4 separate regions of the Homo sapiens genome follow, and regions 1, 3 and 4 are each linked to region 2. The links are chromatin loops, found by intact Hi-C in ENCODE. Cell type or tissue: Caco-2. All regions are shown on one strand. Each heading gives the region's core, and the rest is flanking DNA. Links, peaks and the distances in the headings are about the cores only. Region 1 has its middle 25 kb from the start of LINC01948. Region 2 has its middle 35 kb from the start of LINC01948. Region 3 overlaps LOC105378977 (a long non-coding RNA gene). Region 4 has its middle 120 kb from the start of ANKRD55.

What was found. Peaks named below come from ENCODE experiments on the same cell type or tissue, not always from the same donor. Only the 100,000 strongest peaks of a DNase experiment are listed, where the experiment ranks them.
Region 1: a loop joins it to region 2, with 7 times the contacts of the local background. A loop is called at or near these places in 2 of 110 quality-filtered maps.
Region 3: it touches region 2 in a loop (6-fold over the local background); 2 of 110 quality-filtered maps call a loop at or near these places.
Region 4: a loop joins it to region 2, with 6 times the contacts of the local background. A loop is called at or near these places in 5 of 110 quality-filtered maps.

What each region holds. Positions count from the first base shown.
Region 1 is chr5:56,503,386-56,511,076 of GRCh38, reverse strand. It overlaps the pseudogene RPL26P19. Among named protein-coding and RNA genes, the nearest start is that of LINC01948, 25 kb to the right of the region's middle. In Caco-2, for the core only: no CTCF peak of the experiment used is centred there; DNase peaks (open chromatin) are centred at 3,576 and 4,316.
Region 2 is chr5:56,443,315-56,451,005 of GRCh38, reverse strand. No RefSeq gene overlaps it. Among named protein-coding and RNA genes, the nearest start is that of LINC01948, 35 kb to the left of the region's middle. In Caco-2, for the core only: no CTCF peak of the experiment used is centred there; a DNase peak (open chromatin) is centred at 3,535.
Region 3 is chr5:56,304,271-56,311,961 of GRCh38, reverse strand. The region is part of intron 2 of LOC105378977 (a long non-coding RNA gene); the gene reads right to left. Among named protein-coding and RNA genes, the nearest start is that of ANKRD55, 75 kb to the right of the region's middle. In Caco-2, for the core only: no CTCF peak of the experiment used is centred there; DNase peaks (open chromatin) are centred at 3,761 and 3,871.
Region 4 is chr5:56,353,521-56,361,211 of GRCh38, reverse strand. No RefSeq gene overlaps it. Among named protein-coding and RNA genes, the nearest start is that of ANKRD55, 120 kb to the right of the region's middle. RefSeq lists a cis regulatory region at 2,131-2,144 and an enhancer at 2,066-2,210. In Caco-2, for the core only: no CTCF peak of the experiment used is centred there; DNase peaks (open chromatin) are centred at 1,921, 2,311, 3,591, 4,431 and 2 weaker places.

The sequences.
Region 1 (7,691 bases), core at 1,157-6,156, 60 kb before region 2:
GTTCATATAGAAGAATAATGGGAAATGAGGCTTCCAAACTAGATTGTAGATATTGTGGAGGACCTTAAAAAGCCAGACTAAAGAATTTGGGGTTAGCCTACAGGATTGGGGAAATGTGTGCAAAATTAGAGAATTTGGAGTTGTGGCTACGATCAGTCACTTCAGAGTGTCTTCAGCACAATATTCCCCCCAAATGATGGGTAGAACCTGCATATACAGAATATTAACATGGAATAAAGGATTGGAAGTCTTATATGTTTGGGAAATAGTGGCTTGATTGAGATTCAAACAATTTCTCTATCCTGATAAACAAAGTGAATTTCCTAGAAGACGCATTCAGCAGGCAACACTTCTCTAACTTATTGGACCTTGGGATTTATACTCTTTCAGCACGTGGGCCCAAGAGGCCCAAGAAGCCATCCTGGGAAAGGCTGTTTTTTCCTTGGTGACTGCTGGTTAAGAGAGCAAAAGGGATGCAGAATGAGCAAGGGGGGCAGGGAAAGGTTCAGAACTTGAAGAGGCCTTAAAAGAGTAGATGCGCTGAGACACAGGCAGTTAGGAGAAGGGGAAACTGGAGGAAAGAAGTTGGAAGGAAAGAAGACAAGTTACCCAAGACCCTCTAAATTTTACAGATAATCAGCCTGGTTTCCAGCTCCTGGCTTAATTTTAACAATTCAGCCTAATGCTTTGTCAGCCTCATGTGAGTATGTCAGATACCTAGGGAATCTCTCAGAGACACTCTTGGGGCATGAAAAATGTAAATAATAGACCAGGCCTCTGCCTTGAGCCACGAGGCAGCTTCCAGGAAATAAAGGCAAGGGGACAAAGTTAGACTAGTCGCAACCTGTGCCATCAAGCAAACTTTCTTACACCCTGGTCACTCCCCAAAGCTACCTGAAGGTTCCATGAAATACTTCCACAAACTGCCTGCTATTGCCAAGGTTTGCAGGATCTAGGCATATTTGAACAAAGTTAAAATGACGATTGCAAAGACCCCAACAGTTAGGAAAGCTTTTTGTTGTAAGAAACAGAATACTTGACTAACCGAGGCTTATACCCTAAGGACATTTCTTATTCGCAAAACAAAAAGTCCAGAAGTGAGAGGTCCTGGGGTTGGTCTAAACACTTTCTAACATTTACATCTGCCATTCTTAGCATCTTGGCGTTTGGTCTGCACACCTATCTCCTCATGACTGCAATATGGCTGCTGAAACTCCAGGCATGATGACCCAATTCAAGGCACAAAGAAAAGAAAAGAAAAGAAGAGTGATTTCAGCACCTCTCCTTCTTTTATGTCTGTCCCTTTTATCTGGAAAATAAAATCCTTCTCTAAAGTATCTCAGTAGACGTCTCTTCATGTTTCCTTGGCCTTTTAGTACATGAGTACTCCTGGCACCAGGGTGTTTAGAAACACTGGGGTTTTTGTTTTAATCTATAATGGAAGACAAGCAAGGGAGCAGGGGAGTAGAAATGGCTGCCTCATGAGCCAAATAATAACAGTCACTATGAAGGCTATGTAGAAAACAACTATAACAAAAAAGCCCATGATAAGCCACTAAGTAAATAAAAAGCAGGATTAAACCATTGTATATGCACTATGGTTACAATCAAGCAATAGTACAGATGAATGAAAGGAAAAGACTAGAAAAAATTAGTTTAAAAAACACATAAAATTTTACCCTTCTAAAAATGTTGATGGAAAGAGGCCAGAGGCCCCATGCAGGGGAATTAATCCTGATTTCATGATCAATCCAATGGCTTACTTGGGTGAACTTTGAGTAAGTCAGCCCAAATGCAGAGCATGTGAGCTGCAGGAATACAACTGCAAGAGCTGATCATTGCTGCCTGTGGCTGCTTCCTGACCTCATGCTGAGCCCCTCTTTTGGCTTTTATGTAACTGTTCCCATGCACTGTATGACCTCAAGGTGAACACCCGGTCATAGGGACTGTCTCAGGGGTGTGCAGTGGTCAGCTTCAATACAGGAAGAAGTCTGACAAGTCTCTGAGCATTATTTTTTTATTAGTCTAATAGTACAAAACTTGGAAACACAAATAGATTGGACCAGAGAACCAGACAAGGGGTGCCAACCTTTTCTCAGTTAGCAAAATATGTGAGGAAAAAAAAAAAAAAAGAAAAATGCATATTACCCATGGTAGTAATTTGTCAATATACTATTTTAACTGGTCACTTTTTTGGGATTTATTTTGGATGGCCAAAGTTATCCTTAAGAAATAACTGGATAGTAGCCTGGACAATTCAAGGCCCAGTGGTGCCCGGATACTTAAAAAGAAAGGGCAGAGTGTCAGAGAATCTCAAAAGGGAAGTGACCTTTCGCCCAGCGCCATGCCCTTGCCCTGAAATCCTGCTTGGAGCAGGACCCAGGACTGAACACACTTCCAGATGTAGCTGACCTGCTAAGACAAGTGTGGGACCAAGACACTAAACGATGCATTAGAGGACATCTAATTTCAGAAAGTCTTTAGACAAGGACTTCTAGCACATTATTATGGCTTAACTGGATGGCATCCCAATTCAGGAGAGAAAGTTCTTCAAGTTAGGAGATCAGGGTCACATTCTGATGTTGCCAACTGTATGACCTGAACATGGCTGAATCTCAGTTTCATTAACCAACCACATAGAGGATGTGTAATGCACACCTCACAGGCTGGTCTTAAGTATGAAGTTTGATTGCTGAGAAGAGTGAGAAGAGGATGATTACTACCTCAGTTTACTTATCTGTAAAATGAGGATAATAATGTTATAATACTTAGATTAGAAGGTTGCTATGAGGACATGAGTTAATACGTGAAAAGTGCTTAGAATAGGGAAAGAATGTAAGTAGCCAGGATGTAAATACATAGAATGTAAGTATTCAGAAATGTTAGCTGTCATTCTTCTTCCTTTATTTCTATCATCATGTATTAACTTATGACTATTTTTTCTTAAGCAGTAAACAAGTTTATCTAACAATCTTTCCTATTATTCCCTCCAAATCTCCTTAAAATCTAAAACCCAACTTTCAAAACAACATTTTTTTTCTATTTAGTTGTTTAGGTTTACATTGGTCTAGTAGCAGACTGCTTGATCCTTATAAACCCATTTGTTAAGTCTTTCTCAGAACATACATTTGGAAAACTATTAAATGGAAACATAAACCTTTTTCCCCCACTGCAACTATACATCTACTTTTTCATAATTACTCAAACCTGGAATTAGGTATCCAGTTTCAATAGTCTAGTATATTTAAATCCTGAGGACAGATTTTGATCCGTCCTGTATAAACACTAGCACCTGCTGGTTATAACTACACCCCCTGTGGACTCTCCAGAACTACCTCTGTAAGTGAATCACTGAAAGGGTACTCTACTGCCCTTGTGTCTCTGTTACGCCTGTGTTTCTAACCAGTCTTTATATATTACTGAGTTTTCTTTTATCTTCACTTTTTTTGTTTGTGATTTAGTCAAGACCAAAGGTCACTATCTCTATTCCAGGTATCAGAAAATAAGTGACAGAAAGTGGAGGCCTTAAGTGACTCACCCAAGGTGCCATGTGTTGGTTCAGTAGTGGAGTTTGGACTCAAGCTGATCCTAGGGGTGGGTCCTCTGAAGTATACCAGTCAATCAGAAGGGACTCCTCTGTGAGTTTTGTTCTTTAAGTTTTAGGAAGTAAGGGCCAGGCATGCTGGCTCAAGCCTGTAATCCCAGTACTTTGGGAGGCTGAGGGAGGTGGATCACGAGGTCAGGAGTTCGAGACCAGCCTGACCAACATGGTGAAACCCAGTCTCTACTAAAAGTACAAAAAAAAAAAAATTAACCAGGCATGGTGGTGTGTGCCTGTAATCCCAGCTACTCAGGAGGCTGAGGCAGGAGAATTGCTTGAACCTGGGAGGTGGAGGTTGCCGTGAGCCGAGATCACGCCATTGCACTCCAGCCTGGGCGACAGAGTGAGACTCCGTCTAAAAAAAAAAAAATTTAGGAAGTAAGGCTACAGTCTGGGTTGGAGCTGGTCCAAGGAAAGGGTCAAACTCTGTCTTGAAACAGGAGGTCACAGGAGCTGTGTACAAGTGACACAGGCCATTCACACTTGGCTCACAGTGTAACACTACAGACTTTCAGAAGTGTAGAAGAGCTGTTTGGATAAAAATCTTGGAAGGAATGACACATAATGTATTAGAAGATTCCTCAGTATTTGACATATGTGAGTTTCATCTGCAATGATTTGGCAACCGCCATTAATTTTCTTTCCCATCAGTAAATGGTAACCTCATAGGGATGGCATTTTTCTTTGCTGCTCCTTGGAAGGGCCAAGGTCACATTCCAGAGAAGGATGCTTGCCTTGCAAAGCATGCCATTCTTGAGGCACGATAAAGAGAGAGTTAATATTTGAAGACATTGTCAACTTCATTGACAACTAACAAACTTACCTAACTTTTATTGTTGCTGTAACTTGTCCCCTTTCCCAGAAAAGTGTGATAAGAAGAGGAGTAAGACTGCTCAGACTAATGAAGGAACAATGGTTTGATAGAATTCAGTTTAGTTTTTCACAACTACTGTTTGTATTCTGGGGCTGTGTGAGTTTTATATGGCATCTAGTGAGTGTCTATTTTTGAAATGCAGTGTGATTTATTCAAATTTTGGGCATTCTTTCTGCTCGACAATGCTGGGGGGTAAAGGATATGGTAAAAAGGAATCAGGAAGGATGTCACTTGTGGTTCCTTCTAGTTTTGCTCGCACTGCTTAAGTCAAGGAATCCTTGCTTAAGTCAAGGAATCCTTGACTTTTAGAGCCAAATGGAAGTTGAAGTGCTATAACCCAACTCACTCCATTCTTTATCCAGTTCAGAAACTAATTGCACCACAACCCTAACAGATAGCTCTACAACTCTGCTTGGTGTCTCTAGTGATAGGGAGATGAATATTACAAGTGACTATCAATTCAATTATTGGAACCATCCTACTGTAAAAAAAAAAGTTATTTTCTTTTTTTGACCCAAGTTGACTCTTTGCAATATCCCCCCATTAACTCTAGTACTGCCCCTAGAGTGAGAGAGAGCAGTATAGCAGAATGACAATGATCACAGCTCTGGAGCCAGATGGCCTGAGTTCAAATCCAAGTTCTTCCACTTCTTTGCTGGGCGCCTGTGCCTCATTGTCCCCACCAGAAAAATGTTAATTCTATTGGTGCCTACTTGATAGGGTGGTCATGAGGAAAAAATGGGTTTATATGTGTAAAGAACTTAAACAATGTATGGGACTTGGTAGGCACACAATTAATGCTAGCTATTGGCAACATTATTTCATCTCTTCATATACCTTTTTTTTTTTGAGACAGAGTCTTGCTCTGTCGCCAGGCTGGAGGCTGAAGTGCAGTGGCGCGATCTCAGTTCACTGCAATCTCTGCCTCCTGGGTTCAAGCAATTCTCCTGCCTCAGCCTCCCAAGTACCTGGGACTATAGGCACATGCCACCACACCCAGCTAATTTTTGTATTTTTAGTAGAGACAGGGTTTCACCATGTTGGCCAGGATGGTCTCAATTTCTTGACCTCATGATCCACCTGCCTCAGTCTCCCAAAGTCACATACCCTTTCTTTAAAAAAAAAAAAAATGCTATTTGAGGCACTGCACTGAATGTATTCTGAAGCTCTGTTCAGTGAATGCCATGATTGTTAAGTAATGTCTGCCACTGGTAGAAGATAAAATGATGTCACATATGTCACATACTTGCCATCTGTCATCCAATCCTGTTTTCTCATGACAGTTTTAAAAATATTAAATAAAATAGCAAAATTTCCTGTCTTAGCCTCTCATCCAGGCTAAAGCACCTAGTAGAAATACTGAAGTCTGTAAATTCTGGTTGATATCAAAAGATGACCCCTCAAGGCATCCTTGAAGTGGCCTTAAAATTAGAGCAAGAAAGAGCATTTTATTTTTTCATTTATTACCTTTTATTAGATACCTCTGGCTCTTCCCTTTTGCGGCTATCACCGAAGCAGGAGTGGCCAAAATGAAGTTTAATCCCTTTGTGACTTCCGACCGAAGCAAGAATCGCAAAAGGCATTTCAATGCACCTTCCCACATTCGAAGGAAGACTATGTCTTCCCCTCTTTCCAAAGAGCTGAGACAGAAGTACAACGTGTGATCCATGCCCATCCGAAAGGATGATGAAGTTCAGGTTGTACGTGGACACTATAAAGGTCAGCAAATTGGCAAAGTAGTCCAGGTTTACAGGAAGAAATATGTTATCTACATTGAACGGGTGCAGCGGGAAAAGGCTAATGGCACAACTGTCCACGTAGGCATTCACCCCAGCAAGGTGGTTATCACTAGGCTAAAACTGGACAAAGACTGTGAAAAGATCCTTGAACGGAAAGCCAAATCTTGCCAAGTAGGAAAGGAAAAGGGCAAATACAAGGAAGAAACAATTGAGAAGATGCAGGAATAAAGTAATCTTATATACAAGCTTCGATTAAAACTTGAAACAAAGAAAAAAAAATACCTGTGAATACCCAAGAGTGCCATAATTATTTGGAATCTCTCTAAAAACACTGATTTTTCACAACTTAATAATGAAATTAGTATTCTCCTACCACCCATTGCACACACATTGCTGTTGGTGTGTAGTGTGTTGCTGTGGAGAGAACATTAGATGGGGAGTTAGGGAGTGTTATGGCCCGAATTATGTCTCACCAAATTTCATATGTTGAGGCCCTAACCCCTAGTCAGACTCTATTTAGAGACAGGGTCTTTAAGGAGGTAATTAAGCTTGAATGAGGTGATAAGGATGGCACTGTTCTTCAAAAGAACTGAATTCCTTATCGAAGGGGAAGAAGCCTCATTAGGGCATGCATGCAGAGGAAAGACCAGGTGAGAACACAGCAATAAGGCGGGCATTTGCAAGCCAAGGAGAAAGCCTCACCAGAAACCAGCCCTGCCGACACCTTGATCTTGGACTTCTAGCCTCCACAACTATGTGAAAAGTAATCTCTTGTGTAAGCTGCCTACTCTGTGGTATTTTGCTGTGGCAGCCCTAGCAGACTAATAACAAGATGAGATCTAGAGCTCATTTTGCCACCAACAAAGTATGTGACCTTCAAGTATTCAAGCTTCCCAAATTTCAATACTGAAAAGTGTTTTAACCCTTGAGAATTAATATCATATGCTTCATCTGGGCTCCTGCCTTGAGGTGGGTGGTGTGCTTGGGATGGTGGGAAAATAAAAGTTTTGTAGCAGATTATCTTGTAGCCTCAATTGTGAATCCTGTGCAGCTCCTCCAGCCTAGAAACAGTCCAGGGGAAAAATATATCCTTGATCCTTGAATCCACAACTTCAGTCCTTTCCACATTAAACAAGCCATCTCACTTTCTTCCATGGAATTAGGAGATCTTGGCCTCATCACAAAAACTCTGCCTAGACTCCTCATTTTTCCTCTTGCCCCATACCAATCCCCAAAAGAATCTAATTTTCTAAAACAAGGAAAGAAGGATATGAAAGAGAAGCAAAGACAGATAACTTTTTCCTAAAGACCCTGATCTTAACTTGTTTAAAGTTTGTCCAAAAAGAATCTTGGGATCATGAGACATCCTTGGTTAAAAAGGGCCTCAGAGGTGTTCTGGTCCAACAACTCAGCTAATTTAACACCCCTAATGTTGACTGAGGCCTTATGGGTAATAGTCATAATTATTATGTATTTA
Region 2 (7,691 bases), core at 1,425-6,424:
AACGTGTTCAAAAGTTTCCGTTCACAACTAGTAGATCAAGTTGTGGGTGGCTGTATGGACTTTCTGTGCTCATGCCAAGCTTCATCCAAAACAGCCAGCACGACAGGCTATCTCGGAATGAAAAGCTGTACTGTAAGAGACGGCCAGATCATGGCATCGTATCACACAGGACAATCACGTGTAGCCAGAGACTACATAGGCACTTTTCCTCACAGCAGGAAAGGAACAATGGCAGAAACATTGGCCATATGGATTTCTAACATGGCAGCCTTTGAGAAGCAACTACCTTCTTCCAGCACGTTGACATACTTCCCAAGGCTAAAGATGCTCATGATTGTGAAGAATTATAGCTTTCTCTCTGCATTCATGGAGAAAAGCAGAGTTCTAAATCAGATAGAGTGTTCAGGTGAAAATCTATTCTCTTTAAATACAATTCATCTGGGTGGGAGTGTGTGGGAATTGTTTGGACAGAATGCTACTGGCTGGCATAGGATACAGGAGAGCATTTCTTTCTCACCATTATAAGCCCTGGAAATACCCCAGCACATGATATAGGGAAAATGTCTTTTCTCTTTTAGCAAGGTTTGGGACTCCCAGCCTTTGGATGTCACATCGAGAAGATGACAGATATTTTTAATTGAATGAGAGGAAGATTAGCTACTGAAGATTTTTTAAATGATCATGTTTGATTAGAGTTACTTGGGAATTAGACTAATAAGCTCACAGCTGGTCAGAGGGGATCAAGGTACTCCTTCAGTGGTAAATATTCTCATATTAAAAAGCTGAGGCAGGATTACACAATCATGGAATTTTTGAGCTGCCATTGATTTACCTGGATATTAAACTATTTGGTAACTTTGCAAATTCCATGGACGTGCTAACATTTTTTCCCTCTTTCTTTCCAGTGGCAACAATGGGCAAAACCTTGAAGAAAGTTAATGAGCTTAAGACAGCAAAAGTGGAAAAAAAAATCTCTCTAGGTGTTTAATATTTGAAGCTGGTAAAATCTTTAGACTGTAACGCAAAGGCTATGAAGAAGTATTGTACCACCCACAGGGTGCCTCAGGCTCCCTCTCCCCTCTCGCTTCCACATGCCTGTCACATTCTATTTTCAGGGAATCTTTCATTCATTCTTTCAGTGCCTATTTATTTGGCACCTGCTATGGTACTAGGCAGTGTGCTACGTGCTAGAGGTACAAACAGATGAAATACACAGTCACTATCCTCATGGTGCCCCTCACCTAGTGAAGAATGTGGTGACAAGCATCATGATGGAATCGAGGTCAGAGCCAAAATAACTGAAGAGAATTTCCTGGTGATGCCTTGCTTCAGGCCCTAATATCCAGGGTCCAGGCACCTTTTCTTCCTGGAATGGCTTCTGCTACATGTGTCAGGAGAACCACGGCCTGGGAGAGAATCACATGGTTGCTTCTAGGTTCAAATGAGCTGCAGTCACTTCCCCAGAGGATGTAGAGCAGCATAAGCCTGCTGGGCAGAGGGGGGGTCCAGGTCCCACTCTCTTGTATCCGGGGAAGCACACAAAGGGTCTGGAGGACACTGCATGAATGTTTCTGCGTGACTGGACCCATCTGCAGGCAATTTAACAGTTGCCAAAGTTTCTTCATCAGTGTGCAGTCTGGAGCACCCAAAGACTGGGCAGGGCTGATCTGCGGTGACCAAGTTCAGAGGCACAGGAAGGCACAGTTTGCCTGAACAATGCTGAGCGTGCTTGCAAGCCTGAGAGATGCAATTATTTGAACGCTATTATATGCTGGCCTTCCGGTGAGCTTCAAGGGAGCAGACACTAAGGTCTCTGTTGCACTCTCTGAGCCTCAGGCCACAGGCTGCCTGTGCCTTTCATGTTCCTTCAGTGGCCAAGGGCAGGTCATCTGGGAAATGAAGGGATGTGAGGCAGAGATGATTCTAGGAGAGGGTGGTGCATTTCCCATTTTGTTCCCAAAGTTTGGGTTCTTCCTTTAGCAGTTTCACAGTAGACCCAGTTAGTGATACCATGTCCAGCCCTTCTCTTCTTATCGATCTTGCTCAGGGCAGCAATGTGCCCAGTTACCTACTTGCTTTCCTAGTTTCTCTCACTGCTGCTGGTAGCTTGTGCCATAACCCAAGCCAAATAGATATAAACTAAAGTCAGCTTGGGACTCCTGAGAAAGTTTTGCTTATGTGATAAAGAGGGCCCATGTGTCTGGCACTACTCTTCCCCAATTTCTTTTTGCCTTGGACATGGACATGATGTCTGGAAAGCAGCAGCCATCATGTAGCCATGAGGCAACAAAGATGAAGACAAAGCTTAGACTGGAAGGGAGGTAAAGTAGAAAGAGCCATTCATTTATTTATTCAACTAGTATTTATTGAGTGTCTGTTATGTGCCAGGCACTGTTCTAGTTGCTAGAGACACAGCAGTGAAAAAAGCACACAAAATCCCTGCCTCCTTGGTGTTTATTTTTAGTGGTAACAGGAGAGAAAGACAATATATAACATCTGAGAAATAAAGGCTATAATATGTCACATGGTGATAAGTATTATGGAAAAAAGAAAAGTAGGTATTCACCCTGGGCAGGGCATTAGAGGCTAATATAAGGACTGTAGCTATTCCCCTGAGCAAAACAAGCAAATCATTAAGCAAATCACTGGAGGGTTGGAGGAGAGGGTGACATGATTTGATTGAGATTGACATTTTAAGATCACTCTGGCTGCTGTGTTGAGAATAGACTGAAAGGGGAAAGATAGAACCAGGGACCCTGATGGCATCAGTGAATATCTAAGCCAACACCAGCAACTACTTGCTTCCAGAAACCTTGTTATCTGTAGGAAATAATTCCCTGTGTTACTTCTGTGGGAAATACTCTCAGCCAGGTATTCTGTTACTTGCAGCCAAACTCATTCCCAACTGATACAGAGAGCAGGTACCATCATTTATCATGCACCTGCTATGTGCCAAGTGTTGTTCTAAGTCCCACGGATATAAAGATGAAAACACATGTAGTTCTCATTATCAAAGAGCCTTTCAAGGGCCTTGTGATATGACTGTGGGAGGCCAAAGACAAAGCATTACACTGCAGTAAGGCAATTGCATTATCGAGGTTTGTCTGGAAGATTGGGTGGGTGCAGGGGAGGAGCACAGCTAAGCTGAGAAAAGGAGCCAGGGAAGACATCACGAAAACTGGTAGGTGCTTCTCAAATGAACACATTTGTGGAGGGCATTCCAGACAGGAGGAACTCTATGTGCAATACAAAACATAGAACATTCTGGGACATGTAAATAGATCAGTATTCCTGGGAGAGTAGAGTTTGATTGGGCGGGGCTTGGTGGGGAGAGAATGGCAAGAAATGGTGGAGATTAGGTTGGAGAGGCAGGAGGAGAGGTGATGGAGGCTTTTGTAAGTGCTACAGAAGAATATGATTTCCCCCTGTAGACAGCAGAGAGGGAGTGGAGCAATAACTCTGGCAGCCAGATTAAAGACAGCTCATAGAGGAGTGAGGCTCCAGGCAAGACCAGTGCAAGGGTCAGGGAACGGTGGATAACAGCCTGAGACAAGGCAGCAGTTGGGTTGGAGAGGAGGGAATGCGGAAGTGATGTTCTGAATGTGGTAATAGAAGAGGCATTCCAAGATAGCCCAGACACACTGCATACACCTCTGCATGAATAGCTAGATGATGTTTTCGGCATAAAGGTCACTCCAGGAGACAATGGACAATTTTTTAGTGGACCAAATTAAGAGCATAACCAGCTTTTACATAAACCTGTGGAGACTGCGTCTGGTGAGCTGACAGCAGGAGATTCCATTCAGGTGGCTTCGTGGAAGCTAAAGGGTAGTTCCTTACACTTGGTTCAGGCTGCCCTGCCTTCTTCACTGTGGCTTTGCATTTAGCCTACCATTTCAACATCATTTATTCTAGAATGCCTTCTGTATTCATCAACATCACTCTGCATGGGTAATCATATTAACAACTACTATGATTGGGGGGGTTACATATGACAGACATGTTACATATACTTGTTTAGATTTCACAATAGCCCTGCCAAGAAAGTATTATTAACTTGAGGCCCAGAGAGGTAAGGTAACTCCCCTAAGGCCACACAGCTAGTGAGGCAAAATGTGATTTGCCCAATGAAGTGTATGTTGTTCTCACCATGCTCCAAGGTTATCTACCTCATTATAATCCATTGTCCATTCAAGACCCCAGGCTCTACTTTTTTGTCCACAATCACAGAGCTGCATTAAGGTGGGGCATTTACAAAATACTTTCATAGACATTAAAGAGAAACTCTTCGAACAGGTTTTGCCTGATTTCCATGAAGGGATTTGGATTATTTAGAGTTCCAAATTTTCCAAAGGACTAAAGAGTACATTACTAATAGAATAAATTTAAGGGAAAAAAATATTTACTTTATAACCATACTTTACAATACTAAATAATCCAGTTGCAAAAGAACGGAATCGGTAAAGGATGGTTCTATTCGTTAGCCATAGGGAAGTATAGAAATTCTTGGGAAATAATATTCTAGAACTGAAATACAAGCAAAGCACAGGGTTGGTTATTTTGGATGATGAATGAATGGATAAATTCAAATTTTGTCTCTCATTCAATAGGCTTGTCCCATTGGTCAATAACTGGTTTACTAACCATCTACTCTGTTTGAGGTGCTGCTTTTGCTGTTGGGAAAGTGAGAAGGGATGGAGACACGAGAAGAAACTGAAAGTTACTGTACCTAAAAGGCATAATTATTGATGCCATAAAATGTTCAGGCAATATTACGTATCCTAAAGACACTACTAAGGACCACCGTTTAGTAGCTGGGCCTCAGAGATCACCTTGTCCAACCCTTACATTTTAGAGGTAATGAAATTAAGTCCAAAGGGATTTGTGACTTGCCTGAGGTCACAGACGTAGCTGGTGGCTGATGTGAGAGCTACATCTGCCACGAGTCTGTTTCTATTGCTGTTACTTTTATTCAAGAATGGATTTAAAATTATGTAGTACATTCTTGAGAGGAACAAAAGGATCCTTTTATTTAACTCAGGAGGAAAAAGCAAAGAGATTCTAGCCTGTTATTTAGAAGGGACATAATCATGGAAGATGTTGTTATACTTGCACTTGTGTGCCAGGATTTGCATTGCAGCTTAAAAAAAAAACTTTTGCTATTGAAAAAAATAGTAAAAGATAGCAAGCAACTTGAATTTCTATCATTAGAGGGCTTAATATGATAGAGTTCATCCTCATGGTGAAATATTATACAGCCGCTAACAAACCAAAGCAAATCTATGTGTAACTGATATAGATATATTTTATTTTTTATTTTTAAATTTTTATTTATTTATTTATTTTTGAGACAGAGTCTTGCTGTGTCACCCAGGCTGGAGTGCAGTGTCATGATCTTGGCTCACTGCTACCTCTGCCTCCTAAGTTCAAGCAATTCTCCTGCCTCAACCTCCTGAGTAGCTGGGATTACAGGCGCATGCCACCATGCCCAGCCAAGTTTTTGTATTTTTAGTAGAGATGAGGTTTCACCATGTTGGCCAGGCTGGTCTTGAACTCCTGACCTCAAGCAATCCACCCGCCTCAGCCTCCCAAAGTGCTGGGATTACAGGCGTGAGCCACCGCGCCCGACCAGATATAGATACATTTTAAATGACAACAATAACTTGTAGTTCATAGCTATATATTTCTTCAACCGGTTTTTTGCACAGTCTCAGTTCAATGTGAATTAACATAAAATGATTTATTTTTTCCAAGGGTAGCTATAGTCAATACTGTCATTTGTGTTGCCCCAAATCTATTAAACGCTTTTCCACATTCTAATATTTCCCATAATTTAAATCCAAATTTTCCAATGTAGAATCAAAAACAACAACCATATATTGCCATTTCCCATGCCCCAATGATGGGGACGTATAATTCAGGTTGCAAAAATAAACTATATCTACAAAAAAATTTTGATTTAAAACTAACTTTATTTTAAGAAGGTAGGACATGGAGCATTCATTTGGCCTCTATCAGCAAAAACAGTCTTGAAGCCAGAAGTTGTGGTGGCTTCCTGATTTGTTTGTTTGTTTACTTGTTTGTTCATTTTATATTGTGGCAGAGGCAGAAATGCTTTTGAGGTCAGGTCCATGGGGTTCAGCCTGGAGTCTGATTCTTTAACCTTATCAGTGGTTCTATGAGCCTTCTATATACCTAAATAAAACTCTTTTAAAGCTAGCTAGAGTGGATTCTATTGACTGCAACTAAGTACTGTCACCAATATGAATAAATACTTTCACCACACTCTGTCAAAGTCTCCTTTGCCATCATGTGACAAACAACATCTTGGGTAGGGCTCATTGTCATAATTAAACAATGTTCAGTCTAGTTTAGTTTAGACTTTTCATTCATGTCCTATTTAAATCTCATATCCAGTTGTCCAGCCATGTGAGGCAGGCAGCAAGTCAGGGAGTGAGACATTAGTTTCCCTTTCCTGCCAATATTCCCAAACGCTACCAATCAAAATCCTCTCTAAACTATAGGGTACACTTCGATCTCAGGTCTGGGTCTTTCTAACCAGCTACACAGTATCAGGGAAAGTCTCACTCAATAACCTTATAAATTTCTATTCACTTATAAAGAAGGGGGAGGGACACAGAAATTTACACATATGTATCCTTTTCTGGGGCTACTCTAGAAACTAACGAGAATGATTGGCTGTTGGGAGGAAAACAGGAGTCTGGGAAAAGATGGTGGCATGGCACAGTGATAACTTTTCTGAAATTGTTTCTTTTGTTTGGAGAGATCCTCACTTTCTGAGTTGTTACTGGAGACACAGCCTGCCACCACAGAAACTGAACACTTAAGCCACTTACTCTCCTATCAACTTTTATAGCTAGGATAGAAGAACATGGCCTGGGCTCAACCAATCAGACTCTCAAGCTCTGGACTATGAAGAGAGAGCTGGTGTCAAGAAATGAAGGAAACCATTCTTGTTATGGGTGGCAACAGCTGGGGTGGTAAGAACCAATTTCTGGAGCCAAGAGAGGCTTCCAGGCAACTTGTGGCAGCCAGTAGCCTGCAACTGATGCAGAGCTGCTGGGAAGCATGATCGTGGCTATGTGTCTAGCTACTGCCTCGTCCCTTGTTCTTGCTTGTTGTGATTCTGTTTCTCCATTGCTCTTTTCAATTTTGTGAGTTTTCCAATTACCTTTCTGACATAAGCATTTAATGCTACATATTTTCTTCTAATTACAGCTTTAGCTGTACTACAAATTTTGACCTTTTGAATCTTTATTTTTATCCAATTCAAGATGTTTTCCAATTTCTCTTGTGAATTCCTATTTGACCCATGGGTTACTTAGAATATGTTGTTTAATATCCAAATATTAGGGGATTTTAAAAATCTTTTTCTGTTATTGATTTCTTCTTTAACCCTATCATGGTCAGAGGGCATACCTTGGAAGATTTAAATTCTTTTAATATTTTTGAGGTACCACTGTTGCTGAGTAAAGCGCTCTCTAAATGTCAATTAGGTCAAGTTGGTTGACAGTGCTGTTTAGGTTATCTACATTCTTAGTAATTTCCTGTCTATTTTTTCTATTTGATTACTGAGAGAGAAGTGCTAAAGACTCCAACTATAACTGGATTTGTCTATTTACTCTTTCAATTCTGTCAATTTTTGTTTCATGTATTTTGAAGCTACTTTG
Region 3 (7,691 bases), core at 1,832-6,831, 140 kb after region 2:
TTCAATGACTCTCTCTGCTGATAGAAAAATTCCAATTTCCTTAGCCTTTCATTGAATCTATCCATAATTTGGGTCCAACCTACTTTTCTAGTCTTCTATTTTGTAACTCCCCTCGCAAATCTTACACCCCAGCAGTTTTGAATTAAAACAAAACAAAACAAACTTTTTCTTCCCTGAAAACAGGTCCTCCAGCTGGTCCTACTATTAGTTAATGAGCAAAATGACCCTGGCAAATCATTAACGTCTCAAAATCCCAGCAGCCTAGCTTTTAAAATCCAGTGGCAAGACCTTGGCTGATGAATTTTTCACAAGTTGCCCAGGTGAATCTAACACATCAAACATCTGGACCTAAAGCCCTCTTCAACTATGATTTTCCCACACATTCCCCAAGCACTGCAATTCTCTGTCTCCACGTGCTTATCAAAGTATCTTTTCCTGGAATGCTTCACTTTCTCTCTGCTTAACCCTGTAAACTCAGGTGCATACACACATGCACACCTGTGCACATACACACACGCCAAGGCCCTTCAAGATCAGCTCCAACACTGCCCTCTCCAGAAGGTCTTGCCTAAGGTTGGAGCTCACCTTTCAATGCCCTCTTTCTTCAAACAGCTTTAAATAGCATTTATCACGATTATTCCTTGGTGGGTCTTAGCTCACCACCGGTAGACTGAAACTTGTTGAGAGTATTCCTTCTTGCTCACCTTTCATTTTCCACATTAATCGTGAAAGTAGCTTGTGAGAGTTGGTTGAATTGAGTTAAATTAACCTGACATGAATTAATTGAGAGACATCTTGCTGAAGGTGACAAGTTGGAGGCTCTTGGGAGGATTATAGATAAGGGTGGAGGGCTTGTGTCTCCTGACCTATGTCTCTGCCTATCGTGGAACTCTTACCAGGCACATCCCCTATCTGTCTCTATCCACATGTGATTGTGGACTCAAAATCAAAAGAAGGGCTGCAGCTGTTTTTTGTCAAAATCGGACAATTTTATATCTGTAATCTTGCAGCCAGAGCGGTTGAGCTGATATATTTCATGACTCACTCTAGACAGATTAAAGTCTGTCCCTGAGAAACGAGGAGGGGGAACCATTAATCTTTCCTAAAATAAACAGAGAGTTATAACAGCTCTTTAATCTGAAAAGTGGAGATCCTGAGCTGGAACACAGCACCCAAGGGCGCGCCAAATTCCACGATGAGTAAAGAGTGCCCAGATAATAATTGATTGTGGGATCCTCTTCCCTGTGGTCCCTGAGGGGCGTTCACAGTGTCGCCAGCATTTAAAGAGGCTTTGGCAAAGTATCTGTCCCAGCTCCATATGAAAGAAAGACTTGTCATCATCTGAACCCTTTGGGACACTTGCTTTGCTAAGCTTGCATGGAAGCTTTGGGGTGCCTATGCAATTAGCATTTCACTCTTGGTGGCCTACCACTGTGTCCCATCCATGCGTCTCCCACCCAGCCACCCCCATCCACAGGAGTTCTTGCTTCTCCCCAGGCATGGCAGAGTTTCTCCTCTACTTTCCCAGTACTCCCTCACTAAACCCTGAAATTTGGCCAATTCCGCCTTCAGGGTCATCAAGCATCACCTTTCTTTATGCCAGTGAGGCTCAACAGTCTCTCTCCACTGCATCCTGCTCCACCTCCCAGGACACAGCAACCAGTGGATTCCCTTTCCTTCCTTGGTTTCCAACCTGATTCTCCTTTGCTTCTCCCTCTGACCTTCTCTGATGCCTCTTCCTTGTCTGTCATTTAATTATCAGTATCCCCAAACTTCTTCCTCAAGTCAGCCTCTCTTCTCCCTCTACATTCTCTTTCTTGACAATGTCATTTATTCCCACAGAACCTCAATGACAAAGACTCTCAAACAAATTACCTGTTCCCAAGCTACAGACTCATTCTTTGAATGGCCTGATAGACATCATTTGGACATTTTACTGGTATCTCACACTTACCATTTCCAAATCTAATGGATTATCTGTGATTCACCCCACCTCCAGCCCCTCTTCAAATAAGCTCTAGTGCCTATTTTCCTTATTTCCTACAGTAGCACACAATTACTCAGTCACTTTATACTTTAACTCATGGAGCATGTACAGCTCTTAGGTTCTTCTCCATTCCTCTCTCTGACATGCCTCTGTTTACCAAATTCTTAGAGTACAGTCCTATAGATTCTGTGTCTAAATTGTTTCTGGTAAGTATTTTCTCCTGTCCACATTCATGACCATAACTCAGGCTCTTACTATTTTTTGTCTCATAATAGCTTTGTTACTGGTTGTCCTGCTTCAAACATTGTTCAGTTTATCATATTCTTGCAGAAGAATTTTTCTAAACCACAGACAGGAACATATTCCACTGCACAACTTTCAAAGACTGAGTACTCCCCATTGCCTGCTGATTGTATCAGAAAATCTTCAGCCCAGAATCTAATGCCCTCCATAATATGACTCCCACCTACTTTTCCAATCTCATTTCCCACCAGAGTCAAGTGTGACTACTCACTGTCCCATGTAAACACGCCAACTTGCATGCCTTACTGCCTTTGCACCATTCTCTCATTCTGCACTGCCCCAAATATCCCTTTTCTGCCACCTAAGTCTTTCTGTGACGATCTTACCAAGGATCAAGGCCATCTCCAAGCCACCTCTTTCCTGAAACCTTTCCTAATCTCTCCAATGTTGGAGAGCACTCTTCCTTTCAGCCCATGCCGTACTTTTCTGTGATTTCCTTCCTTCCTTCCTCCCTTCCTTCCCTCCTTTCTTTTTCTTTCTTTCTTTTTTTGACAGTCTTAGCCTGTCGCCCAAGCTGAAGTACAGTGGCGCAATCTCAGCTTGCTGCAACCTCTGCCTCCCAGGTTCAAGCGATTCTCATGCCTCAGACTCCCAAACAGCTGGAATTACAGGGGTATGCCACCATGCCCAGCTAATTTTTGTATTTTTAGTAGAGACAGGGTTTCACCATGTTGGCCAGACTGGTCTCAAACTCCTGACCTCAAGTGATCTTCCCACCTCGGCCTCTCTAAGTGCTGGGATTAAAAGCGTGAGCCACTGTGCCTGGCCCCTTTCTGTGATTTTTCATTGTAATTTATGTGCTCTTATTTTATTCCCTTCATTAAGTGGATAGTTATCAACCTTTTTCACCCTTATGAAGGATGACAATCATACTTTTTTTTTTTTTTTTTTTTTGAGACGGTGTCTCGCTCTGTTGCCCAGGCTGGAGTGCGGTGGTGCAATCTTGGCTCACTGCAAGCTCCGCCTCCTGGGTTCACACCATTCTCCTGCCTCAGCCTCCCGAGTACCTGGGACTACAGGCGCCCACCACCATGCCCAGCTAATTTTTTTGTATTTTTAGTAGAAACAGGGTTTCACTGTGTTAGCCAGGATGGTCTCGATCTCCTGACCTCGTGATCTGCCCCCTCGCCTCCCAAAGTGCTGGGATTACAGGCGTGAGCCACCTCGCCCAGCCGACAATCATATTCTCTATACATGCTTGTGTCAGGGTCCAGCAAAAAAGCTGTAACTTAATCCTTTTCTATCCCAATCAAAAAGCATATCAAAAGGCAAGATGGGGATATGCTTAAATCTATTTTATTTACATAAAAGGCACATGCACTGGAAAGGGTTAACTCAGAATCCCTAAGTTGCTCAAACTCTTCACATTCCAAAAGAAAGCCTCTCTTCAGGACTGACCCTTGGCTTGGGCAAAACCTCTGAGCTCTTAGAATATTCTGCATGATAAGAGTGTTTTTTGTATGCCTGAGGCCTTGGGCCAGGCTGTACCAGTATAACCAGATAAGTTTATGCTAAAAATGTGATTTTTGATAAATGCCTGTTTTTGCTCTGGGGAGCTAGAGACTGAGTAGCTGAGGTCAGTCACATGGGTGCTGAATGCCTATGTAGCGGAACCCCAGTTAAAAAACCCTAGATACCAAGGCTGGGGAGCTTCCCTGATTGGCAGTACTTCATGTGTGTTTTCACACATCATTGCTGGGAAATTAAGTATGGCCCCTATATGACTCCACTGGGAGGGGACATCTGGAGGTTTGTTCCTAGTTTCTCCTGGACTTTGCCCTATGTGCCTTGCCCTTTGCTGATTTCAATCTGTAAACTTTCACTTTAATAAAACATAACTATGAGTATAGCAGTTTCTGAGTCTTGTGAGTCCTTCTAAGAAATCACTGAAGCCTGAGGGTGGTCTTGAGGTCCCCTGACACAGCACATCATTCACAAACTTCAAAACTTTAGGTTGTAAATTGCTAGTGACTAACTTCACAACTGATTACAACCTACCACCAAGTCCTAACACATGGATTGTCCTTTGCGGTGAGAAGGAATATGTCTTTTTTATCTTTTCATCCCCTGCTATGCTTTGCACAGAGACTGGCCTTCAGTAGGTGCTCAGTTAACATTCAATTGCAAACATTAGAATCAAGATCTTGACCAAATATTAGAAAACACCTCTCAGCCAGGTGTGGTGGCTCATGCCTGTAATCCCAGCACTTTGGGAGGCTGAGGCAGGCAGATCACTTGAAGCTAGGAGTTCAAGACCAGCCTGGCCAACATGGCGAAACTCCATCTCTACTAAAAATGCAGAAAATTAGCCAGGCGTGGTGGTGCATGCCTGTAATCCCAGCTACTTGGGAAGCTGAGGCACGAGAATCGCTTGAACCAGGGAGGCAGAGGTTTCAGTGAGCTGAGATCCTGCCACTGCACTCCATCCTGAGGGACAGAGTGGAAAAAAAGAAAAAGAAAATATCTCTCAAGTTTGGGTATCATCTACAAACCCAAGATGCACCATGTAAGGCTAAGCTGTGGTAACAGAGAGACCCAAACATACGATGGCTTAAATAAGTCAGGTATTTGTTTTTCTCATCAACAAGTCTTGGGGGAATGGTCTAGGTTGGTGGGCAGTTTTTTCCCATGTGTTCATTCAGGAACTCGAGTTCCTTCCTTGTGTTACTCAGTCATCTCTAAGAGCAGAAATCAGCAGACTACAGCCTGCAGGTCAAATCTGTAGTGCCACCTGCTCTTGTAAGTGAAGTGCTGTTGGAACACAGCCATGCTCACTTGTTTATGTGTTGTCTATGGCTGCTTTTGTGCTCCAACGACAGACTGGAGTAGTTGTGACAGAGACTCTATGGCCCACAAAGTCTAAAATATTAACTATCTGGTACATTATATTAAAAGTGTGGTAAGCCTACAGGAAAAAGGAAGAGGGATAGAAGATATACATCAAATATTTTAAAGCCAAAGCATAAAAGTGACAGGTATCACCCTCACTCATATCTCCATGGACCAAGGCTAGTCATATGATTTCACATAGCTGCAAGAGAGGCTAGACACTGTAGTCTTTAGCACGGGAGTCAACAAACTTTTTCTGTAAAGGGCCAGAGAGTCAATATTTTCAGCTTTGAAGGCTGTGTGGTCTCTGTCACAATTATCCAGCTCTGTCACTGTAGTGTGAAAGCAGCTATAGACAATGTACAAATAAATGAGTGTCACTGTGATCCAAGAAAAGTGTGTTTACAAAAAAAGCAGTGGGCCGGATTTAGCCCACAGGCCATAGTTTTCCAACCTATGCGCTAGCTTGATGGCCATGTGTCTATCTTAAACTCTGGGGGTTTCTGTCATTAAAAGGAAGAAGAAGAGAATGGCTATGGGGCAGGGGGCAAGGGATATCAGCCTCTGATACAAATACTTTTTGTTCCCAGGCAAATTTTGAAAACAGATAATCCCATTCTTGATTTATTTGTTGGTATATTGCATGCTGACTCTAGTTGCAGAAGGCATATGTGTTGGAAAAAGTTATCCATTTACCATTTTTAAGAAATGATCTCCACTGGGCCTGAGTTCAACTCCATACTAAAGAAACCTGAAGCCTCTCCATTCAGTGTTCCCAGCAGTCTTCACTGATTCCTTCTGTTTTACTAATTAAAATCCATGTAACCCACGGTATAACTTTGCTGGGTATGGTTGATTGACACTCTCCATTCACTCCACCTCTTTCTATGTACTTTTCTGTACTGCAGTCTGGAAAGCTAAAATCTGCATTTCCCAGACTCTCTTGGATCTAGGGTTCTGGATGCACTTAGGCAAGACCTAAACCACAGCAGTAAGACAGCAGCTATCTCCCTGCTGCTACATCTGTGGACAAGCAGGTCATGAAAATGTGTCAGAGCAGTGGTGGCAGCTGGATTCCTGATTCTGTGATTTTATCATCAGCTTTGAAAGTATGAGGAGGCAGCTGTGGCTGCCATACTGGGACCAGGAAGCCAGGATCAGGAAGCTGCTGCTGGCCCTGGCACAGGCAGAGGCCACCTCAGCAGACAGCCACATCACTGCTAGAGAGGCAGCCAGGAACATTCCAGGTGGGAACTCCAGGATTCAAGGAGAGAAGTCACCACGGAAAAATTACCAATTTGCAGGACGATAAGTAGGCTTTCTTCCATGAGTACATTTCCTGGCCACAAAAAGACAATCATGGTTTTATCTTGGCTTTATATATAAGAATATGTAAGTAGAGTAGTTTGCTTCTGCTGAAGTTCTGACCATATGCCTCACCCTCAGGTCATCATCAGATGCCAGTTGTATATGTTTAGGGATGTCACATAACATCTCTGGGCTTCAGTTTCTTAATCTGCCAAATAACAGCATATGATGAGATGACTTTTCCAAAGACATGTTCTGTTCTAAAATCCTGTGAGCTATTAGTGTAATTAAAAACAGATATCTGCTACATCCTTTTTTGCCCTGAAGGACTGAGCCAGCCACAGATTCATTTCAGTGCTATTAGTGACTGTTATTGCTGAACTGCAGGCCTCTCAAAATTCGTATGTTGAAGCCCCCACCCCCAGGGCCTCAGAATGTGACTGTATTTGGACACAGGGCCTTTACAGAGGTATTAAATTAAAATGAGGTAAATATGGTGGGCCTTAATCCAATACAACCGGTGTCCCCACAAGAAGAGGAGATTAGAAAACAGAGAGACGATCATGTGAAGGCAGAGGGAGAAGCCACCCATCCACAAGCCACGAGAGGAGACTCAGGAGAAACCAAACCTGCCAACACCTTGATCTCAGACTTCTAGCCTCCAGAGTCATGAGAAAATAAAGTCCTGTCTTTTAAGCTACCCAGTGTATAGTATTTTGTTAGGGCAGCCCCAGCAAACTAATACAGTGATATCAAAATAAAACTTTCCAGAAAGCTTTCTGACAGCAAGAGAAAAAAGGACTAAGAAATTTCGCCAGCCAAGATATTCACTATACAATTAATGACCAGGAATGTAGCTAAATGTCCACAGGTAGGAGGCAGAATATCTTACCAGAGAAAGTGGAGACAAATACTGGACAACATTTCCATTTAGTAATAGAAAATGTTGTTAGCTCTATAGAGTATATGTAAAAGGTCCCCTGATGTTAAAGAATTGTTGGGATATCAGAAATAATGGCACAGTCAAAAAATCTAGAGCTCAGAGAATATGTACATTTTCTGCGAGAAAAATGACAATCACTTTATTGGCTATAATTTGAGATGTAGTCTAAGTTACTCTGGTCACTGCTTCCCAAATGTGTTGAGTTCCTCCCTGGGCTTTCCACTGGGTAAGTGAATGACCAGCTCATTGTTTTTGCCCTCTTTAAACATTGCTACCAGCCACTCTCCTCTCAGAGCCTCCCAAGTCTGACAAATATGAGCA
Region 4 (7,691 bases), core at 1,622-6,621, 90 kb after region 2:
ACATGATGTTAAATAAAATAAGAGAAGCACAGAATGATAAATACCACATGTTCTCATGCATGAGAGAGCTAAGAAAAAGTAGAGTACAATCGTGGGTATTAGAGGCGGGGAAGGGTGGCGGGGCAGGGAGGATGGGGAGATGCTGATTAACAATTACGGAATTACCGTTGGATAAGAGGAATGAGTTCAGGCGTTCTGCAGCATCACAGGGGGGATGTGGTTAACCAGAATTTATTGTACATTTTCAAAAAGCTAGAAGAGAGGATTTTTAATGTTCACAACACAAAGAAATGATCCAAGTTTGAGGTGATGGATGTGCTAATTCCCCTGAATTATTATACATGGTATACACATATGGAAATACTACTCTGCATCCCATAAATATGTACAATTATTACGTGTCAACTAAAAATTAAAGAAAAAAGTGGAAACAACTCAAATGTCTATCAACTGATGAAAGGATAGATAAAATGTGTTATATCCACACTATTATTGGGTAATATGATAAAGGACTGATGCATGCTACTATATGGATGAAATTTGAAAACATTATCCTAAGCAAAAGACAGACCCAAAAGACCACAGCTGTATGATTCCATCTATATAAAAAGTCCACAATAGGCAAATATATAGAAACAGAAAGTAGATTAGCGGTTGCCTAGAAAGGGCTGAGGGTTGGACAGGCATCGGGAATGACTGTTAATGGAAAGGGCTTTTCTTTTGGGGGTGATGTAAATGTTCTGGAATTAGATTGTAGTTGTGGTTACACCACAAATATACTAAAAACCATGGAACTGTACACTTTAAATTGGTGACTTTTATGGTATGTGAATTATATCTCAATTAAAATGTTTTTAAAAGTTGAAAATATAAAAGAAATAGCACAGATATCGTTGTGAAAGGCATTCTGAAGCAGTCAAGTGCTAAGCAAATGGTACTCATCACTGCTAGCCAAAGTTTAAAAATTTATGTATGAAACTGGTGAAATGGTGGGATTTTTGAGATCCCTTCTAATTATTGGTGTAATACAAAACGTATTCATCCATCTCCACTGATGTCAGCAGTCACTCCTCACATCACAGGCAAATTCTCAATTTCCCAGATGACAAAGCCAAAAATCCCATGCAGTTTTATAGGAGGATCCTCTGGCTGTTTTATGAAGTACAAGTCCCACTCGCATTCTGATTTCTCTGTTCTTTCTGCTCCTTCTTTAGCCCCAAAGGGAGAAAACTGATGTTAATGACAAACAACACATTCATGGCTATTCATGAATCTTGGTTGTTACAATCACGTGAGACTTGAGGTATCATGTATTTTGGAGTTACTTGGAAACATTTTTTAAAAAGCAAACAAAAGCAAAGTCTGAACCCGGGGTCCTGTTTTCAGCAGCAGTAAATAATTCCCTGTATTCTCTATTATCTCTTTTGGACTGGGCCCTTTACTCATATAGTCTAACTGTATCTCAAAGGAGGTGCCTAAGCATCGAAGGATTCCTGTAAATCAAGTGAACTTGCTTTAGAAAATGGCATAATCTCTATCTAGAAACTATTCCTCACAGCCCTTTAGGGAATAATCCATTCATGAAACTGAAATATTGTTGGGCTTACTTTATATCTGTTGCTCCTCTTGGCTGTATCTGAGAGTTGGCTCTTGTTCTTGCTCTCTCTTTCTCTCTCTCTCTCTCGCTCTCTCTCCTCTCTCTCCCTCTTTCTCTCCTCTCTATTTTTCTCCCTCCTCTTCCCAACCAAATGATCTTGAGAAGCAAAGATTTATTGCCTGGAATCGAGAGCCACTGCTCACTCAGCCAACAAAATCTGGTCTCCAGTTAAGGCTAAGGGCAACTGGCTGTGAGTGCCTCAACCTGCTGAACCTGCAAAAGTCCCCACCTCCCACACTACGGCCTGCTCATGGAAAATTCCTGGACACAGAAGGGTCAGCCCACGGACAAGGAGTCAGCCAACCATGCTCCCCTGGGCACAAGGACCTTGGCGCCTTTCCAACCACTATCATTAAAAGTGGGGGCTTTTATGTTAGTTTTTCTTAAGTTCACGTTTCGGGCAACTCTTTATTATGATGGTGATTATTTTTTCTCCAAGGCCAGGCCTCCACCCTCACAACTTTGGTGGAATGTGTTAATAATTTGCTCTAGGGAGATGAAAGCCTCTTTGATACAAGTAGAATAAACACATGGAACGCTGCTCAAAGGTCTAATTTTCACAATAGGAGTGTGGTTTTTTGGACTGAGAGTCGAATGGGGAGAGCAGTCTCATTCCTGAGTCACTTTCCACCCTGCTGTCTCTCCTCTGCCTCTGCAGCTCCTCCTCACTTGCCCCGCTGAGGGCAATGCCTGCCACTCCTCTGGGTCGCTCCAGACAGCTGGTGGCCAAGAAAGGCTGTCACTCACCATCGTGGTGAACACTGAAGTCCTGAAACAGACCTGAAGGGCATTTTCCTTCTGGATGATGTTGCTTTGTTTGGGCTGAGGATCTTTTCTAGATGCCAGGCAAAGACTTGCTTGGTGAAACCAGAACATATTAGAGCAGAAAAGACATCTTTGAATCCAACCTCTTCCTTTTACAGATGAGGTTCCAGAAGCCCAGGGAGGCTATGTAACTTCTCTAAAGTCAATAGGTTTTCTAAATCGCAGCACAACCTGTTCTCAAGCACCTGTGCTGCCATATTCTCCTGGTCCCCAAGGATTGACAGAAGCAAAACTCGGAAATGAAAGAAACCCATTTTCAGAATTGTTTTAATTTTCTTTCTGCACCACTCTCATTTTGGGGTGCCTCTCCCTACCAGACTCCATTCTTAGTCCCCTTTGCACTTGAGGCTTGTTCAAGTTTCATTTTAATATTCATTCATTGATACATTTGGTTACTTCAGAAGAATTGGTTTGGGGGCAACTCATGGTCTGGTTTGGTAGAAGAGGCCCAGTTAGGGTGTCCAAAGGTCAAGGTCCAGGGCCTGTCTATTAAGACTTGACCTCTGAAGCTGCTTCTCCCTCCCTCTGCGCTACCTGCTCTACTCAATTTCTGGAATGGTAGAGACATAAGTAAACAATAGATACTAAAGCCATTACTTTTGTAAGTGGATGATAAAGAGTCCTACATATTTAGAATGGTATAGTTTTCATCTAATAATTCTATGGATTTGTAAACAATGGATAAATATTCCTATTTATGGTGGCTATTCTATTAACATAGACTCATGCTTACTTACTCCTACTTTAAACTTCTTTCATGCAACATAAATTAAAGGGCTTTATTTGCATTATCATAATTTTCTCTGTATACATTTGCAAGATTCTTTTTTTGTGAGGTACTCAAATCTTCACATTCAGCCATGTGATCTAAAGATCATTCCATCATTTATTTTGCAAAACTTGAAACATGACAGTAGGGTTCTTTTCATCCAAATTGTGTAGCTTTGATCTTCATTATATCAGCAGTCAAAATACATAGATTTTTTTCTATCATCAAAGTCATAAAACATGTTTTGGCCCAGACACCTCAAGAGATGGAGATTGGTTCCTAGGTCACATTCCTCCTTTGTAACAATTTATCTGAGTAGCCCCAGGCCACATTCCTCAGACTCCTCCTCCTCAGCTCCTCTTCTCATCCCCCTGCCTCCACTCAGTACATACAGTCCTTTCTAGAACACACAGTTCAAAGATTACTTGAGAAAAGTCCTTCTTATTGGTGAATTGTCTAATTCCTTCAGGTTTCATTTCATCTCAAAGATAGTATTTAATTTGTGTTTCTAAACTGATACTCTTTCCAAGATTGAAATGTCCTTGAGAAAAACTAGCAGTATTTTTAATCCACTGGGAATTAGTGGCATCTTGCCCCTTAATACTTGGCAGTTACAACAGTTTGAAACTTCTCCCGGAAACTTCTTACTGAAATAGAGCTCCTTGGTCATTTATGTTCAACGAATTATTAATATTCTTAGATTCTACTGTAAAACCATACTCTGGCTGCATGTCCTTTGGGAGGAAGCTTCCTTCCCCAGTTATCCCCACAGAGAGATGACCCACAACATGCTCTTCTGGGAAGGCACCATCCAGTCTGCATTTGGATGTCTAAAAAGAACACCCAAAAGAGAGATGGGTGACCTCTTTTAGCTGCAGGATCTCCATTCAGGTTCTGGGGAAACCAGTCTTCTTTTTTTTTCTTTTTTTCTTTTTTTTTTTTTTGTATGTCATCCCTACCTCTAACCATCTGCTCCAGTTTGATGAGCATCAAACTGTGAATTAGCATGTGACTAGTTAGTGCTTTTCCACAGAAACAGAGAAATCACACTGACCTCCAAGGAGGCTGTGTGAATTTATTCTTGCTTTGTATCTTACTGAAAAGGATCAAAGCATTCTGTAAAATGTTAACACGGCTCAGCGTTTGAGATTTACAACTGTTTACCCAGCACTGTTGCTGCCACTGCTAATACGTCTTGTCACTTGCCCAAGTCTTGCCCTTGTCTTGCTTTCCTCTGACCACATACAATATGGGAACATAAATATGATTTCTCTAATAATGGTTCCTTTGTGTTTATATAATTGCTTTTCACTCAGAGATGCTTAAGTGTATAAACTTGCAAAGCCAGGGGCTCAGTTACACCAGTATCACATTCCTGCTGGCTTCTGGAGCGTAGTATCACAGGCTTGTAAACTCATTGATAACAGAATATATTTTCCACATGTGGCATTGCAGGAGTTAAGTGATTGGTCTGAGACCAGGAAGGTAGTAAAATGTGGCAGAATTCAACCTGTTTCACAACAGGCTCTGTCTGTGAAGTTACCTCTGGATGTCATCCCCTGTTAAGCACTAGATAAAATGGTTGTTGATACTATTAATTGATAACTGACTGGGACTTTCCACTACAAGGAAATGGCAAAACAATAAGCATTCCAATGAGCTGTGTGAGCTGTATTTTCTCCTGAGTCAAATCAACTCCAGGGTTATCCCTTTGAAACAAAGTGCCTTCATCCATTCAATATGCATTTATTAAATGTCTATTTGTCATTCTGCAGGGACTTATATGTGGCAAAACAAAATTACCTCCGTGTAAGAAACCGGTTTTGTCACTGGAAAGAGAAGATATACATACATGTAAATAATAAGTAATAGTTCAGGCAGTACACAATTAAATGCCAGAAGTAATGATTCACTTAATGAGTGTTGTAGGGTTCCCAAGAAAGGGAAATGAATGGGAGCTGAGAAGGTCTGGGAAGATTCATGGAAGAGGGAACTAGGATCTGGGATTTAAAGAATGATCAAGGCCTGCACAGTGGGCTGGGGAACAAGATGGGCATGCTAGCCAGGAAGCGCTACTGTACATGGCATGTCTTTAAAAGAGGTTAACAAATATGGAAAACTTAGGTTGACAAAGGTAAAAGAAACCTGTAAAGCTGAGAATCAAAAGCAAAACCTTTTGCCTTGGTAATAGGAAAAGCTAAAACTGTCAGTGTTTGTCTGGAAACACTGGGGCTCTGAGAGTCCAGACATTTTTCTAAATGCATTTTGGTGTATTTCTACTTTTTCCCAGGTGAGTGATTTGGCCAAACCAAGTGAAGAGCGTTAGTGGTATTTGCTGTCTCTTTGCTGGATTGCATATATTTTAAATTGATTATCCAATTTGAAATTTGTAAAACATTCCCAGAGAGAAGCCTTATTAACGTACTGGAAAACCTTTGATAAAGAGAAGGTAGTGTCTAATGACACTTTTCTTTATCAAAAACTTTATACCTAGAGATGGATAAAAATAAGACAGGTGGTAGAGAGAAGTGCTTCAGGATATTAGATAAGAAAATTGATACTTAACCAACTGAAATAAAGATAACTATACTAGAAAATATTAGAATATACCTCCATGGATCTTGAAGCAGAGAGGAAGAAGGGGAGATGCTGGCTTGCAGTAGGGCCCTGAGAAGATGAGGTGATGAAGGTTTCTCCTGTACCCTACACTACTGGCTCTGAGCCACATCGACATAGAACCTAGAGAACAGAAAGCCCAAAAATTGAACTTCAGAGATACCAGAAAGTTCTCTAAAAGTGTCATCTTCAAAAGAAGCTTGAAAATGGCATGGTAGAATGGAAAAAAACATGCATAGGCTTTGGAACTATTAATACATGACCCTGATTCTTGGCTTAAATACTTACTTCATCTGTGAGCCTCAGTTCCCTCATCTTTAAAATGGGGATAATGTTAGTATGGTTGTTGCAAAGACTGAATATGATCGTGTAAAGCATTTAGTAGAGAATGCTGAGTACTTAACATAGAGTAAGCTTAGTAGATGCTCGCTGCAAGTAATGATGGAGATGGTGATGGTGGTAGAGAGTGTGCCTTACGGTCCTTTTGCAAATCACATTTTGGGGGGTGGGCGTCTGTGTTCGGAAAGCACTGGTTAAGGTCCTCTGGTTTGACTCTGCCATGAGGAACCAGTGAGAAGTGAGATATTTAATGCTAAAATGTCTGATATAATTGCCAAATACATTTATACTTTGGGATGTTTTCTACAATTTCATTTTAGTGGGACTCATGTGTGACTGAGTATGTTCCCAGTGAAACTATATTTTATTCCTTTCCCCACCACACCTACCACATCTCACACACACACATAAACACACACTTAGCCATTCATGAAACAAGAAGCAAATGAAGCAAAATCCACTCATGCTACAGTCCATAAGCACAGCTAGATAGAATGTAAGATGTGGCTTCTTTTCCTATAACTAATCTGACAAGATAACTCATTTCTGTTGCACACCTTTAAAAATTTAACATTTAGCCCTATCTGATTTCGGACCTAGCCTTAACTTGTCATGTAAACCGTGCCTTTGAGTCACAGTTACTCCTGGGCACAAATTCTCAGCCTTCTAGAAGGCTTCCTCCTTCCTTTCCTGTTCCCACCACTCTCCCTCCCCATCTGTTTTTCCCCCTAAAGTGGTGAATGGAAAAGAGGGAGAGGAGAAGGTGGTTGTAGCTTAAGGTTTCCATGACCTCCTGGAGGTGCAGGGGGAGTCCTCTAGCTGCTGGAATCTCTGGCACAGGGATCCTTGCCCACCTGGGGAACTGTGGTGCTGGTGAACTGGTGATCTAGTCTCTCCCTCAGGCTGGCCAGGGCCTGGTGGAGATCCAGAGATGCATGAGTACTACTCTACTCTAGATAGGGTGAAACCTATTACTTACCCTTCCGCCATGAAGCCGTAGCCTTACTGTCCTGAGAAGCATGAGGCTTCTCTACTCTATGGGGAGAACCAATAGGGTCTTCAGTCTTGGTCTTTGGCTTCTTTTTTTTTTCTTTTTTTTTGAGATGGAGTCTCGCTTTGTCACCCAGGCTGGAGTGCAGTGGCGCGATCTCAGCTCACTGCAAGCTCCCAGGTTCACACCATTCTCCTGCCTCAGCCTCCTGAGTAGCTGGGACTACAGGCGCCTGCCACCACGCCCAGCTAATTTTTTTTTTTTGTATCTTTAGTAGAGACGGGGTTTCACCGTGTTAGCCAGGATGGATCACGATCTCCTGACCTCGTGATCCACCCGCCTCGGCCTCCCAAAGTGCTGGGATTACAGGCGTGAGCCACTGCGCCCGGCCGGCCTTTGGTTTCTTGAAGGAGAGATTTAAATTTGTTCTTGAAAATCCTCTCTCAGAACAATAGCCTAATAAATAGGCCCTATATTGAACACAAGAAGCTGAA